2 separate regions of the Mus musculus genome follow, and region 1 is linked to region 2. Evidence: chromatin loops called from intact Hi-C (ENCODE). Cell type or tissue: left cerebral cortex. All regions are shown on one strand. Links, peaks and the distances in the headings refer to the core of each region. The heading gives the core; the rest is flanking DNA. Region 1 overlaps Tenm2 (teneurin transmembrane protein 2). Region 2 has its middle 250 kb from the start of Gm51890.

Evidence for each region. Peaks named below come from ENCODE experiments on the same cell type or tissue, not always from the same donor. Only the 100,000 strongest peaks of a DNase experiment are listed, where the experiment ranks them.
Region 1: a loop joins it to region 2, with 15 times the contacts of the local background. A loop is called at or near these places in 5 of 42 quality-filtered maps.

The regions. Positions count from the first base shown.
Region 1 is chr11:36,672,943-36,681,277 of GRCm38, forward strand. All of the region lies in intron 2 of Tenm2 (teneurin transmembrane protein 2), which reads right to left. Among named protein-coding and RNA genes, the nearest start is that of Gm51889, 20 kb to the right of the region's middle. In left cerebral cortex, for the core only: a CTCF peak has its summit at 2,164; DNase peaks (open chromatin) are centred at 2,181, 2,993, 3,680, 3,813 and 7 more places; H3K4me3 peaks cover 3,669 bases; H3K27ac peaks cover 4,694 bases.
Region 2 is chr11:37,232,019-37,240,353 of GRCm38, forward strand. It overlaps a transcript of Tenm2 not described here. Among named protein-coding and RNA genes, the nearest start is that of Gm51890, 250 kb to the left of the region's middle. In left cerebral cortex, for the core only: no CTCF peak of the experiment used is centred there; DNase peaks (open chromatin) are centred at 1,776, 2,505, 3,034, 3,239 and 5 more places; H3K4me3 peaks cover 5,881 bases; H3K27ac peaks cover 3,879 bases.

The DNA of each region.
Region 1 (8,335 bases), core at 44-8,043, 560 kb before region 2:
GTTCTCAACTTTACAACCAGTGACTGAGCTAATGCAAGGTGCACTGGCCTCCAGCTTTGGGGCCAGGCATGCACTCCTCTTGTCCTAGCAACATATCTTTAAAAGTGAGTTAATACGGTCGCAGCATTGATAGCTTCAGAAGGTTGCAGTGTAGCTGGAGAAGAGAGGTCATCTAGACAGATGTTTCAGAGAATCCTGGGGAAAACTTTACTGTCATGATTCTACTCTTTTCTTACTCTCATACCAAGTTTCAACTAGTCTGCAAACTGCCTGACATCTTTCCCGTGGGCACCCCAAATTTGTCTGGTCCTTCAAAGCCCATTACTGGCAGTAGCATCCCTCATTGCTTGGGGTCTATGTTTCCTACATGCTCCATCTGATGGTGCTGTCCCACAATATTTCATGTTTTCATCTTCTTTCCTATTTCCTATTTCTCCTATGCCCTCAATCCACACCAGCCTATTCTTGCCTGCTCTGCTGAGGGACAGAGGGAGGCTCATTTGGTGTATTCACCAGTGCTTTCCAGGTCCACCCTGTGGCTTCCACTTCTATAAAGATGTCAGTGATGGGCAGACGTTTCTCTTTGTTGGGTAAGCTTGGGAGCATTTTACTCGTAGTGCTTTTGATATAGGAAGTACTTTATAGACGGTATGAGGAAAGAAGAGAGGTGCAAACAACAGGTAAAACAATCCCAGAAAATACAATCATACAGCAAATGTAGGCTATACTTTTTTTTTTTTTAAGAAAGGAAGAAAACAAGCCAACCACTACACATCAAACAAAATATGTACGTAAATCAACGAAGAACAAAGCTGGGCTGTCCTTACCTCAGTGGACTTCTAGTGCTAATTGCAAAATAGATGTACTTGACACTCAGGCCTTTTAAATATAAACTCTTTCCTTCCCAGAAAAGAAAGAAAGAAAGAAAGAAAGAAAGAAAGAAAGAAAGAAAGAAAGAAAGAAAGAAAGAAAGGAAGGAAGGAAGAAATGGGGGTTGTTATATTAAAACAGCCTCTGGAGCATTTCACACCTCAGGAGTGAAAAGTGCAGAAGAAATACTTCAATGCATCAGGAAAATCCACCAGCACAGAGCCATGTCTGCCTAAGGTAACAGGATCCAAAAGCTATCCGACGTAGGTCGGACTCTGTTTCTGTGCGAAAGTGGTTTTGTGATGCCCAACAATCCCCTTCTGTGAGGGGAAAAAAAATACATGCCCCTTCTCCACTGAAATTGGTTAATTGATCATATCTAAAAACAAATATTCCCATAGACAGAGGTCATTGGTTGCTTGAAATTGCATCAGTTCCTGTCTGGGTACTAGAATCCTGGGTTCCCCTGGGATGTCTTTGTCATTTTATCAGAATGATTATCAGCAGAGTAGTTCCAGCGTGGATCCCCTCAGCTTCTAAGCGCTTGCTCCTGTTTGCTTTTGCGTTTCTATTTCCCCCATCAAGCCGTGTGGCTTTTGCTTTGTCAGTCTGGCACTTAATATCCAATGTTAATTACATTTCCCATTCTGAGGAAAATCCTATTGGGCTAATTTTTCAACATCATATAATGAAAGAACTTCACTGACAAACCATGTAGGTTTTCGATTTTTGTTTTTTGTTTTGTTTTTTTAACTGGTACATCTATTAAGAACTTAATATTCAGTGGGAAAACAGTCTCAGAGCAATGAAATTCTATTACTTTAGAGGTTGCATGCTTTTAATTTCTTAATATTTCATTACTTGTTGGCAACTGGTGCATATTTTTATAATGCGTTTGATCATTACTCTTCTCCGGGTACTCTATTTCAGCTCTTCCTCTGACATCATATTTGCATGTTAAAGGGTTTTTGCATTCAGGGATGGGATGTTCTGAATAGCAATGTGCAGCTAACTTGATTTAAAACAAAACAAAACAAAACAAAAACAAAAATGGAAAACAGCAAACAGACATCATATATAGGGCCCAAGGAGGACAAATTGTCATTTACAAATCTAAATCAAGTTTGAATAGCTTTCTATAGAAAGACATAAAAGGTAATGATACAATGTAATTCATTAATTAGCAAATTAGTTTGGAGAGAGGGCTCTGATTCTTTGCCTCTTGTAAGTCTAGTTTTTCTTCTCTTTCCTGTGGGGGGTGGAAATAATCTTTTCTTTGCTCTCCAGCAACATCTACTGGAAAAGTCAGAAAAATGCTATTTATATGAATCAGATAGTTTGAGTAGGGATACCACTGATTGCCATCTACCCTAAAGAGTGCCACCAGCCAGCCGAGATGCCACCGGGTTACAGGGCAACTCTCTGCATGCACTTTAGTCCTGTGTCCTTCTAGGAGAGAGACAGAGGCTCATGTGGTGGTAAGTGGACAAGGTATAATTTAAAACTTATGACTGCCTCACCTTGAGGAAGTCATTTTCATATACAGAGGAAGAAAATATATGTGATAAAGTTACGGTACCTGGGCATATTTTCTGAACCCGTACCACTCTTTTAAAGCATAATCCTTATCATTAGAAAAAAATTGCCGGGGGGAGCGGTGGAGGGAGAAGAAGAAAAAGAAAGAAAAAAAAAAAGCCGTCAATGTTTAGGTGTACCAAGAATCAGAAAAGAGTTCATTCAAGAAGGCAGCACAGAGAAAGAATTCTGAAGAAAGCCACTTTATGATTCTGTCAAGTTTCTTAAGTTGAAGAGGAGGAAAACTACCTGTGAGGCTATTTTTTAAATTTGCCAGTGTCTACCAACACATCTACCCAGCATCCCATGGCTGTATGGCTTTTCCTGGATCCCATCTCTCTCTCTCTCTCTTCAATCCACAGAAAATAATTCCGTTTGCCTGCACCTGTACCGGGACCTTCCCAGGAAACTCCTACCCGGGATAAACTCTGGATGTTGTCCAGACGTTGTCTGACCAGAGCCACTTTCCACTTGTTCCTCCTTGCCCAGTACCGAGCCTGTCCCCATGCCCTCTCAAGGCTGAATCCATGAGCTGCATGTACAAGATGCCATTAGGTGGGTCTGGCAACACAAGATACTCCAGATAGAGGTGTTAAACAGCCAGTCCAGTTTGGAAACTAAGCAAGAAAACATTCTATCACGACACAAATGTGTGAAATACTATCTTTCTGTGCTCACTGAACTCCACAGAGCCATAGAAGGGCAGTTTTTCCTAGGGCCAAGCCTAGAGGCACGGCCATCACCTTTCCATATTCCCTTCCCAGGAAGCATTCTCTTTAATCAAACAGCACACTTGTAAGGAACTTCCCCTATGCCCACCAAGGTAATTTAAAAACCAACTTAAATACGTCGGGTAACGCTTGTCAAAAACCTGGATAGGACTCAGATTTCTGGTCACGCTTAATTTCAAAAGTTGGCTTATTTGTATTATATTTCTCCATTCTCAAATATCAGTTCATTCATGCCGGTCACAATTTCATTTTTTTTTTTTTTTTAACAGCAGAGGCAATGAAAACAAAATCCACCAAAAGTGAGATTAACAGCAAATAGCCCAAACTTTAAAAACAACATCTGCGGCCACAAACACCCTGTGCTGAGAGATGATTCAAGGATAGAGCATAGTCTCTGTTTGTTCACCGTGAAAATAGATACGAGCCCTTTAAAGCGTCATCCCCGAGCTTGTCAAAGGAGAAATGCCACCAGATACAATCCAGAGTTCCCATTCATAGCGCACAAAAGGAATGTCCACCTAAAGCTACCTCTAGAAGAGCACTACAGGTATCCTAGATTTGGGGGCTTAAATCAAAGTTCCCACTTGAGTCTCTAATTAGCCCCCTCTGCCATTAAGGGGGTCTCGAATCCAGAAAGCTTTATCCAACAGCACTTCCAGAGTTAACTCCCCCTCCAAACTGTCATAACTCGGTTCTCCTAATTATTTACTGGATGCCTCTCTAAGGCGTGCCCTCACCTGATGTTTTAAGTTCATATTTCATTTGGGACAACACTTAGTCTCCATTTAGAAACCGTCAACCTGCCTCAGGTTCAGGAGATTCGAGATGCGCCTCACCCACAAGAGCCAAGCCAAACACACCCAAGCAGCCAGACTTAAATAAACTCTGCCCTTTGCCGATACCTCCGGTGAGAAATTATTATAACGCATCAGAAGTTCAGAAAGAGGAAAAAATTTCAAATACCATCTGTCTTCCCAGGGCTTAAGTCCTGGAGTTCAAAAACAGTATCAATTGAATTATGTTTCCCCCTTCCCTTAGCTGTTTAGAATTTAACGTAATGCAAAGTGCTATTCTGATCAAAATCATATTTCTCATCTCTCCCCTTAAATAAAAGGGAGGAAAAAAATCATTCCATATAAATGCATTTACTATACAAATCTATTTTCAATTGAATTTGCTGCATGCTCTAATTCATCAAAATTAATACAGGTACTTTCTATGTTAAACAAAAGGAAGCCGACTGAAAAATCGGCTTCTGCTGCAGATGCCTTTCTCAATTATAAAACCGGTGAAAACAGAAATTTAACTAAGCCACTCGGTCAAACCCTCCGATCGGCTCGGCGCTCTTACCTGCCTCAGCTGAAGGCTTCCTTCCCTTGTTAGCAGTGTGCAGCATCGCTAGCTCGCTCCAATCCTCACCACGGGCTCAAATTACACCACCGCTAAGTCCACCCCCTCGCCTTTCCCCTTCTCTGCCTTCTTTCCTTTCTATTTATTTTTTTCTTTTTTCTTTCCTTTCCTTTCTTTATTATTATTTATTTTTTTGCCAGCAAGAAAAATACTTATTGAGAGTGATTAGTTTTTGTTGTCCCTTTTAAGTCCCTCCTGCAGGAAGGAACAGGGGAGCAATGTGACGCCACCTTTTAATCTTTTGTAAGAGTGAAAAGGCAGAAAAGGAACGCTCGATCAAGCTGAGCTGCACACATGACTAAAACTCGCAGGAGACGCTGCTGCTTGCTGCCTGGCGAAAGCACCGCCAGGCTTGAGTGTAAGAACAGAGAAGAGAGGAGTCGATGGAATGTGACAACGTATGTGCATCAAAGGCAGGGGGAGAGAGAACAATGAGCAAGGGAAGACAGCGAGGAGAGGGAGAGATGGAGGGAGAGGGAGGGAGAGAGAGGGAGAGCAGAGGGAGAGACAGGAGAGAGAGAGAGAGAGAGAGAGAGAGAGAGAGAGAGAGAGAGAGAGAGAGAGAGAGAGAGAGAGAGAGAGCACATACACACACGGAGAAAAGATAGAGCGGGGTTTCAGGCAGGGGACTCTGAGAATAAAGCCACAGTGCGGTGTCTGGCAGCTTCTGTTTTTATCTCAGCGAGCATGATCCGCGGCCTCTCTCATTTAGAAACACATCCGTGTATCTTCCAGGTTTGAAAACTGAGATAATCGCAGTGTGTCTCTGGTTTTGTCTGATTGGCATTTAACTGTGCGGTGTGTACCTGTGATTTTTTTTTTAAAGGATGCATTTGTGTGCAATTTATTTCGCATATTTATTTATGTAGGCAAAAATGAAAGCTGCTAATTTCTACGGCAATTTGCAATGTAGTTTTACTGGCAGATGGAAGTCTACTTACCATAACTGCTGACAAACTGCCACGGGTAAACAAAAGAAGAAACAAATGCTTCGTCTTGATAATTGTCTTAAAAAAAAAAAAAAAAAAGAGGAACCCACCCTAAAATATTAGCACTTGCAAAAATAGTGTTTCTTGGCTCAAGTTTAAAAGGTGATTTTTCTCCCTTAGTTTTTTAGAAAGAAAGGCACAATAAAAGGGAGACATAGTGTTTGAAGGAAAGGTCTTAGGGAAGAAGCTTTTTGTAACGCACACACCTAAATTCTCCCTGGTTTCCCTCCAAATGTGATGACTGGTGGCTTTCTGGAGTCCTGGGGCAGAGTTTTTGAGGCACTATTTGCCATGGACTTACACTGCATCTTCCTACCTTCCTCGACTATTTTAAAAGGAGGCTCCATTTTTTAAAAAAAAAAAAAAAAAACAAAGTGGCAAAGAAATGATTTGCCCATTCAAATCACTTCCAGGGCTGCCTCATGAGCTTTGTTCTATTTCCACTGTCCTCTAGCCACACGGGGGCCAGGATTACACAGTTAAATTCCCTCAGTGACCTCTTTTATAAGGATGTAAATTGCTGATTCCAAGGTCAAGTATTTGGTAGAAGTTAGTTATTGGTGAGATAACTGCCTGTTTTTCCATGGTAACCTGAGCCAACACAGTCGTGAGCTCGCAGGAAGAGGAGACGCCCAACCTTTCGATGGACCATCTCCTCAAAATCATGTTTCTGTAAGATCAGAAGGTCAAATCCATGCACCAGACTTAGAACACTTACCAATTCAGGAAAAACAAAACAAAACCTAAACAACAATAACGAGATAACTCAATAGTCCTTCTTTGAATTTCTACCACGTCATAGTCTAAGAGTCTGCCCGAGGACCCTCAGCATCTTGTAGTTTGGAATTCCTATGTGAGCCAGATGTAGAATTTGAATTGGTGCAAAAAGAATAAGACACTTTTGCCTGCCCCAGTCACAATGTGGTATTCAAAGTGGGCTTGCTTAATCTTGTTATGCCAGAGCATAACTCTTTTCATGCTCTGCCAATAGAAGGATATGTGTTTTGCTTGGACCCAAATAAAGAAGTACCCCCATCTTGGATACGCTCAGATGTAACTCTACTGATTATTAAGGCGGTAAAAGGAGTGGAGAACACACAGTGGCTGAACAGAAAGCTGCTGGCCAGAGGACAGAGGACTCAGAGTGGAAGAGAAGCTGTAAGGCTCCTGCTTTCTGAAAGGGTTGAATTCCAAACTCTCCACAGAATTTTTTCAGAGCACATTGAAAGCAGCAGCCTCAGAGTGACATTATTGATACAGGGTCTAGAGGTAAAATTAACTTTAGGTGAGGGAATATGTGGACTGAACAATTTTCTGACAATAGAAATAAAGATTCAGCTACCAGGGTGCGTCTATTTCAGCGTCACAGAAGTGGGGGCGTGGCATGGGGAGACTGGGCGAGCAAATGACAGACAATGAAAGATGAAAAGAAATCAACTCAAGACAAGGCAAAAAGATGTTTTAAAGCCGTAAATGGCCATTAGTGGTGTTCCTCATTTTGATCACATATGCAGGGAGGAGGTAGGTAAATATAGCTTATTAGATATGATATTTTTTCTAAGGTCTCTTGAATGAGGGTGGGCTACCAAAGATTAATATTTCTAATTGGAGTGTGACTTTCTATGACTTACTTCTCTATAGCATATCTTCACATGTACCTGCTTAGACTGTAGTTTATATTCTGGCGTTGATGTTACTAGATTCCTGGCCCCAGCTTGCTACGTGACCTTGACCACATCATTTTCTTCTTTGTGGATAACCTCTTGCCTTAAAAGGAACATGAGTCTCTGTGCCTCATGGCCTGTCGCTAGGAATAAAGAATGCATGTGTTGTGTGTGGAGTTTGCTCTTAGCACACAGCACATGCTTTGACATGGCAACCTCTGCGTTGTGAGGAAATCCTCTCAACTCCTTTAACATTTTAAAAATGGAAAACATAATATTTAATCGCCTCCCAAATGGATGACACAGGAAGACTTCTTTCCACTCTGACCTTCCTTACACGATCTAGTTATTGACACTGCCCTCTGGGTCTTTCCACTTGAATAATGCACTTAAAAACCCAACAAGTTCTACAACCAGACCAGTGAATCTGCCCTCAAAGCAAGCTTTCTCTCTGAATGTCCCCATCAGTGTCAAATGTAAAGATCTCTAAGACAGTCCTGGTTCATTTCTTTCCTTTGTCGCAATCATTCAATTTCCTGCACCCACCAAACACCACTCCCACATTTTTCAAAGATCTTGAGGCTTCATTTCCAGACCCCAGCCTCATCCTGATTTCTGTTCTGTTCCAGCTATTCTTTCCTGTAGTCCTTCTCTGTCTGTGGAAGACACAAGCATGGTACAGATATGCAGTATCCTTCCTGAGGACATTGTTAGGGCCCTGCCAACTCCTATATCAGATTGTAGCACCATCCCCTTCTCTTCTCAAGAAGGCACTTCAGATTCCAGTGAAGGAGAGTGACATTATTCTAGGTGTGACCTTGAATCAGCTCTAACATATAAAACAGCTAATCTGTGGCACACCAGCACTTTCCTATTATCGCCCTGTTAGTTGAGACACCTCTCCCCCTGTCATGACACAGCTTATTGAAAACAACCATTTGAAGAGGTTTTCTTTCTTCTCCAATTCATCCCTCACAAGCCAGAATAACCTTCTTAAAATGCCACTTTGAATGACATCTGTTCCCAATAGTTATTGATTGGCCAATTGAAAGTCTGTTTTATTTCATTATCTTACGTATTGGCTTAAAAAAAATCA
Region 2 (8,335 bases), core at 6-8,005:
TGCTATGGAGGAACTGATTTTTGAAAGCTGTACTACTTCAAGTTCAGAATCACACTGGGGGTATATATTGAATGGATTCTGCAGAGACAGACGGATTTTAGTGAACGAGTTATTTGCTTCTTTAGCTTATGAAGCCTTTGGAAATATCAGCAAGACAACTCTCAGTGTATCTAAAATAATTAAATTAGCAAGTGCTTTGTCTTTCTTAGCACGGAAAAGAGAACAAGAAAGTAAAAACAACTACATGTTGCTGATAGCACACATTCTTAAACAATGGAACCATTTCTTTTCTAAATCAAACTAAACGCCAGAAAAACAAAGGCTACTTTGGCAAAGCTGCTACACAAAGAGCAGATACTTCTGTTCTCAGCAGAAGAAATTCTTTAAAATGACTGGTAGGGTAAATACACATTACTTGCAGTATTCCCTGATTGCAAAATTTATCTCATTTCATCAAATATTGTTACCTATCTTTTCACTGAAAATACCTTTTTAAAAATGCAAGTATCCAGGTTCTATCTTTTGGCTGAAAGTCTCTTTCACTTCTTCTGGGTGTAGAATGGAGAGTGTGAAGAACACATTGAGGTTAGCAAGAGTCAGTATCAGATCAAAGACTAGAACTGTTACTCCATGTCAAGTAATGAGGAAAAAAAAAATGCTTTGTCCATAGCCATGTGTGAGATAAGGAGTTTGACAGTAAGTCCTACCTCTCCAAATCTTACTAGCAGTTTAACTTTTAGCCCTCAGATGGGGAGGGATATATTTTTTAAGCCCTTGGAAATGACCTTGATTTTATTTCAGCAGAAATCACCTCTCCAAATCAGTCAGGTCAAACGGAAAAATCTAGGAATGGGCAGGGCAATGCAGGTCCTCCTTTAAAGCACACAGGTACATTGAGGATCCTTTCACTCATACAACGAAAAAGAATGGCAATCAATGTTAAGAAACAGTCTGTAGGTCTAGCAGAATCAACACTTTGGACATGCAGAGAAATCTCCATTCTTATAAAGATGGGAACAGGAACTCTAACAATAGAGTCAGACAGAACTGTCAAAGTCTGTGAACCCACAGCCTCAGACACCTGTCTTTCTACACAGCCCTCTTTAAAAAAAAATGTTACCTTCTCTAGGAAGTGCAAGGCTTTTTGCACATACTGACATGTCACTAGCAGACCAATTGAGAATGAACTCCCTAATTTACCATCAAGATGATGATACTATTTTGATACCTTAACCTGAAATCAACATCAGGCGCAGAAGTTAAAGGGTCTTAGTGAAGATTTAAGGACAAGCTTAATGATAAAAAACAACAACCACAAAAAACCCCAAAACAAAACAAAACCAAACGTCAGTGATGCCAACAAGCCACAGAAATGCTATCATAGAGAACCATGTTATAGTAATGCAAATCCGGTTAGTGGAATAGTAGCATAGCTTGTCATTGAGTCAAAAGCATAGATGTGTTTAATAGTTTAACAGAAAAATATCCGAGCCTTCTAGAAGTTGCCAGGAAACTAGAAGTGCACAGAGGGTTGGGGTGGAGAAACAAGCCAAAATAAGATAAAACAAAAAACAACTCTGCAGGAAAGAAACGTGTTCCCTAAATAAACATACTCCTGGGCTTCAGAGGTTGTGAGGCTGCTGAAATGGAAGCTAATTGTGATGTGTGTATTTAAAGGTGTGCATATTTTGCCCTATGGACCCATCAAAAGAAGACTTGAGCTTGCTCAGTTATCTCTTAGTGACCATGCCTGGAAGTGTTGTGGACTACTACTGAAGCTGCTCTGCGTGGGGTACGCTGTCCTGGAAATGGTCACAGGAGGAGGAGAGTAAGTTGCTTTAGAAACCTTATGGTCAGAGGACTAGGATTCACTATGTGCATGCAGTTTTGTTTCTTTATGACTCCTACAAGCAAACACTCCAGTCAAAAACTGTCCTAAATGAATGGAAGAGGAGTGTTTTTCTCCTCCAATTTAATCAAAATGGTAAACTTAAGGGCCCATGAAAATATTCTAAAATGGCAATATTGCTACCTCAAGAGAGTCCTGAGTAAGAAGTACTCTCTTTACAAATAAGATGCCTCTTTTTTATTAGAAGCATACACGGGCAGAAATAAGGCTCTGATCTCAGGAATTTTGAGAATGGCTTTTGTCAACCCTAGGGGAAACAGCACAGGTGAATCAGTGTCATGGTTTAAGGTAGCTTTTCTCTTATGTAAAACAGAACCTGAAGAGTTGACTTAATTTACAAATGGTTTCTTTTTTTCTTTTCTCTTCTTTTCTTTTCTTTTTTTACTCCTGAATATACTACCTGCCTTCTGCAGTTCTCACAAAGCCAGTTAAGTTTGCATCAAAGCAAAGTTTAACAGTATGACTGCAAACCAAGCTTCCCATACCATGGCAGCCTGCTGCTCTGGAGGTGACTACCATACAGTAGAGGCAGTCTTCGTGACAGAATAATATTCTCCCTGGGCAAAGCCCATGGGCCTCGGAGCATCCCTAACCTGAGTCTCCCACCCGCGCTTAGATCCTGAGCATCTGAGGGTGAGAATGCACGAGCACCACCCCCCTTCCTGCCATACACTTTCCATGATCCATTTCATGTCTCCATGGCTGAGCAGAAATTCTAAACTCCGGCCCTTCTAAATGACTGATTTACCTTCACTTATTGACCCTTCAATTTTTCTACTGAACAGGAACTGAAAACTTAAGGGGAAGAACAAGGAAGACAAATGAAATATCGTAACTACTCAAAACCCTCTAAAGGACTCAAATTATTTGACTGCATCAAAGAACTATTAAATGTGATATTAAAAATAATGTTGAACATGGATCCTGGCAGCAAGGGTGGCAGAGTGAATTCTGGTGTTTTAAAGAAAAGAGTAAGGGTCCAATTTGCATGCATTATGCTGGCTATTTTAAATAATTTCATTCCATGTGTACAGCAGAAACTATTCTCTCTCTCCCCATTTGACAAGATGCCACTTCAAGTAAGAGCTGAGAAAGGGCTGGTCTGAGGTTAGCAAGCTCTGTATGCCTCACAGTTTTGAATAAAACAATACCAGCATCCTTCCTGCTTCTTCAAAGCCCTAAATTTATTATTAAGTAAATTTAGCCATAGCTCAGTCAGTAGAGTAGAAGATGCACCGAGCCACTTATCTGTTTATTATCTTTGCAAGCCACATGAAAAGCCGTGTCTACTATTGCTTCCTGCAAATCTACAGCAATGTAATGCAAAAACAGCATTTTAAAGAAATTCTCTTTCGGAATGCCAAGGATTCTTCCTGCAATTTTGAATATTTTAGGCAGCGTGTACCGTACAGTAGGTCTGGAATCACTGACATTGGTCACGCTGTTAAAACTGAGTCAAACCGCCTTGTAATCCTGGAGAGCCGATAACCTTAAACATCAATGCAATGTTAAAATGAATCCTAAAAGAATCCCTATAATTGCGATGAACATTAGAAAGAAAAGCGTCAAGTCCTTCTGCAGGGAAATAACAGCCGACTCTACCAGTCTTCCCCTCCCCGCCCCCAAACTCATGCAACTAATGATGACCTCCCGAAGTGCCGAATTTAAATGTTCCAGCATTCATCTGAGGATGAAGGGAGAAAAAAAAAAATACACAGAAAACCATGAAACAAGTTGCAAACTGCACAAACGCAAGGCAAGGGAGAGAGAACTGCAGCGATTCAGGAGCGATTGCAGAATGAAGAGCAACAGAAAGGAAACGGGGAAGAAAGAAAGAAAGGAAAAAAAAAAAGAAACAAGGGGGAAAAAAGCCTTAAGCATTAAAGAGTAAGAAGTGAAAAACATTTACCAGCAGCTCGGTCAGTAGCTTCGCTCCCTGACACCATCTACATAGAGAGAGAACTTAGCCTAGAGTCTTCGGTCCCAGCTCGCTTTGGAGCAAAATTCCTTCACTTCGAGGGGACAACACACACCCTCCAGAAAGAGAGAGAGGGAAAGAAGGGGAAAAAAAATAATCCCAAAGATCTAGCCAGGCTTTCTCCCTCCTCCCTCTTACCCGCCCCCCGACTCCCCAAACGGTGCTCGCTGCTTCTGCACAGTTCAGGCTTTGCTGCGGAGGCGCCGCTGCCGCTGCTGCCGCGGCTGCCGCTGCTTGCGGCTGCCGCTGCTGCTGCTGGAACTGCTACTTCAGAAACGATTAGGAGGAGGACGCCCAAGCACGACCTGAGCCTGCGAGCCACCCAGGACCAATGTGCAACCTGCTCTGGAATCAAACCCATAACACACGCAACGCACACCCAGTGGCTCCTGCACGCGCACACACGCGCCCGCCCGCGCGCCGCACAGACACACACGCGCGCACACACATATAAACTCGCGCGCGCGCGCGCGCACACACACACATACACACACACGCAAACACACACATGCAAACACTCGCGCACACTCGCGCACACAGAGGCGCAGAGCTCCGCTCTACGGCCGCCCGCCCTCCCGCGCTGTCCCTCCGTGGGAAGTGAGAGCCAATCCCCTGCCCCTAGAGCGCGCACAGGCCCGGGCTGGGTTGGTGCCTTTAGATCTAAGGGGTAGCGAGCCCCGGAAAGGGTTCTTGGCTGGTAAAGAGGGGCGCTAGGGGAACGTGTACCCCTTTGTCTGCAGAGATATCCCGCCCCCCCCCGCCCCCCTCTTCCAGCCGGGCGTTTCCAAGAGCAGAAACTGAGCGCGCCAAGCCCGGGCCTCATAGAGTTCAGTTCGGTTCTGGGCTTGTCCCGGGCAGACCGGGTTCCCTAGCTGCACGCACCGAGGACTCTGCTCTGCTAAACCCGATGCACCACGGCTGCAACCGGGGTTCTGCGAACTAGGGAGCATCGCCAGCCTACGCATCCTGCGGACTCCCGGAGCCTGCCCCGGCTCGCGAGCATGCCCAGTGCTCGGCTGGACCCAGACCGTTCCTTCCAGGGTTAGGAATGCAGAGCGAAGCAGAGGAGAGGGCAAAGCCCAGGGAAGACCGGGTTTCCTGGAGCCTTCTCAGCTGCAGCCTTGCCTCCTCTGGATTGCCAGGTGGTGGCCCTAAACCTGCCCCTGGGGGCGCGGAAATAGGGAAGCGAGGCTTCCAAGCCTCAGAAAACAGTTTCTTTTTTTGTTTGTTTGTCAGAGAATTCCAAAAGAAACGGCTGATTCAGTTTTGGAATAATTGGGGGGGAAATGCAGCAGGGCCTGGCAGTTATACTAGTAACAACAGCTAAACGTGTACTGCCTGGTTGCCATGTGCAGACTCATGCTTGCGCTGCCCATGAATTATTTGATTTTATTCTGTCCAGAGACTGCATGGTTAACCCAAATGCAAATGGGGCCCCAGTATACTATTCCAAATGCCAGTCAATTATAACTGGATGCCTCCCTAAATCTAAACTCCCGGATCTGACTCTAAGCCACTGGAGAGAGAATGCAGCATAGTTACGAGCCCTGGGCATTTCCACTAAGGGGAAGACCTGGTGGACGGCTGGTGATAGCATTCTCTGGCCCCTAGCTGCACCTGGCTGGACTCCAGCAACATGCAGACCTTGAAAAACTACATGCCTGATTTTTGCCAATGTTTTCATAGAAATGACATTAATGCTGCTTATGGCTTGGCTGAGTAGTGGAAGTCCTTTTCCTACGCTATACACAAGAGACCAAGAGCCAGATAGGATGTAACCTTCTTTCCACAACAGGAACAAGGATATGGTTTACCACAACCCAAGGACCATGCTATTTTGGCTGAAATATGTTTCATTCTTAATTGCATCCCGGATAAAGCCGTGATACACAGACATAGTATTTTAATTTCATTCAGCAAACACGGCGATTACCTACTAGCACTTGTTCCCTTCAAGGCTCTGTCTTCGAGGTGACAGAAGATGACAGACACCCTGCCTGTATTCTTTGAGTTCACATTCTAGCAAGAAGGTGATCATATGCTTGTGATGCTAATGAGGAACATATGCAGAGAGCTTGTTAGGAGTTTCTTCCCCTCCCTGCCTTCATCCTGAAAACTCGTATTTATCCTTCGTGCTCAGGAGAGACCTGTGATCTCTCTTGCTAGGGCAAATTTCCCTTATTATAAGTTTTCATGACATGTTTGTTTTCTTTTAAAAAATATTTTGTAGGTGCAATTTTCCCCTTGTGATATGATATACCTTTTAAGTCCTCTAACAAAGTCTCCAGACTGTAGGCTGCACGATTAGAGGAACGAACCAACTTTTATTCCCCAATTATGCCCCACAAGATGGCAGATGTCACCGCCCCCAACAAACCACATACTACTTAAGAAGAGGGATCATTCTTATGGTGTGAACACTTTTTTTTTTTTTTTTTTTTTTTGCCATCTAATAGATGAATAAGTCCAGAGAGGCTGGGCAGGATGTCTAACCCAGGGAAATGGCAGAGAAGGACCCTCACTCAGATCTGCCCGCTGTGAAAGTCCACATGGCTAAGGTCCAGGCCAAGCAAGCTGCTTCTCCCGCTACTACTCAGTAGCTAATGAGGGAAGTGAGGTAAATCCGGGATTGTGTTACAGAGAAATGCAGAGGCAAACAATTCAACATAGTCAACAGTAATAAGGCAAGCACTAAGATTATTGTAATTCTGCGCCTCCACCAAACACCAGGCCCTCCAATATTATCTTGTCAACAATTCTGTACAGGTTCTAATACTACAGTTTGAGAGATGAAAAGAACGAAGAGCCTTATGACTGGCAAAGGTACCAGATTGGAAACCCCAAAGGAGACAGGACACATCAATCTCACCCCATAGCATCACCAATGACCCTTTTCCATTTACCAATGGGAGAGCTGGAATTTGAACTGAGGTTTATCTAACCAAAACCTCAGAGCTGCCTGGTGATGCAGGTAGAGTTTGTGCAGTGTTTGCAGCTTAGCACTGCTGGTGCCTGGGTGCATTTGTAGGTTCACCAACAGAAAGATCTGATTCAGAGACTTAGAGCTGTCTCTCACAGCTCATGGCCAGAACGCCGAGTTAGATTTTGAATGTAGGCCTCTCTTCCTTTGTTTAGAGGAGTGGCTCCCATTTTCCTGAGTAGGAGAGGCAGTGCCCAATATGTTCAGAGGCTTTTGGCTGGGGAACAGAGGAGTTCTGGAGAAGAGGAAGCTCTGTGCACCACCCTTCCCAGCTCTACCAGCTAAGTTCCACCTTTACTGTGCCCTGTCCCTCTGCTTGTGCACGTAAGAAATTGAACACAAAAGCTCCCTGCTTTGCTGGTCACTTGCACTAACAGCAAGAGGCACAGGCCCCAGGAAAGAGAAAAGGTGCATTTTGTACAGCTTTGCTTGCAGCAGTGTTAAGCACACTTGTTGACAAAGGAAAGGTTTGATTCCAAATGGGAAGCTTTTGTTAAATACCTTTGCATTGGGATTGGTGCATGGGCCTCAGTGGGGGTTAATAACCTATGTTAGTCAATCTTAAGACGAAGATTCTTAGATCTTGAACAAAAATATTGCTGTCTATTATATTCTCTACCATATCTCTAGTGTCCATCTCCAGGTTTTTAACGTGTAGGTACCGGAGCCACACACCCACAAATTGTATCCACTTAATATACATACTTGACAGCTGTGGACGTATGCATCTGACTACATATGTATCAGTCCTTAACTGTGGATTTATTTCTGCAATTGTTTAGCTTCTACCTTGCCCTTCACTAAAGTTCTATGAATGAAGCAGGTTCAAAGAAAAAGAATAAACACAAGCTCCTCTTCCCTTCTTTCTCAGGAAGAAATATATTCACAACAGAATGCTTCAATGGATAGTAAGGTCCCTGGGATTTCTGATAAGACCTTCCTGTGTATATGTTAGGTTGATTTTTGTCATGGGGCAGCAGAAGGTTTATTCGTGCTGAGAATAATTCATTAAGAAAACCATGAAGGGCAGCCTGCAAGGAAACAGTCCTGAACACTTGAAGTGTTTCTTAGTTCTGTACTCTGGCAAAAAGATAGAGATTTCCAAGCCTTTTTGAAAGTCTTTTATATTGGTTAATATTGTCAAGTCGATAGCATATACAATCACCTAGAAGTATTTGAACAACCATGAGTGATTACCTAGACTGTACTATCCTCTGGCAATGTTAGGGAAGGCTTGATGAGGTTAATTGAAGTAGGAAGAGCCACTCTAAATGGGAGCCATGAGGTCATGGATTTAGCAGCAACAGCTCTCACTGGCTGCATCCTGACTGCTGAAGCAATGGGACTAAGCCTTTTCTCCAAGACCCTCTCCATGATCCCTACCATGATGAACTGTATCCTCAAACTGTGAGCCAACATTAACCCTCCCTCCCTCCCTCCCTCCCTCCCTCCCTCCCTCCCTCCCTTC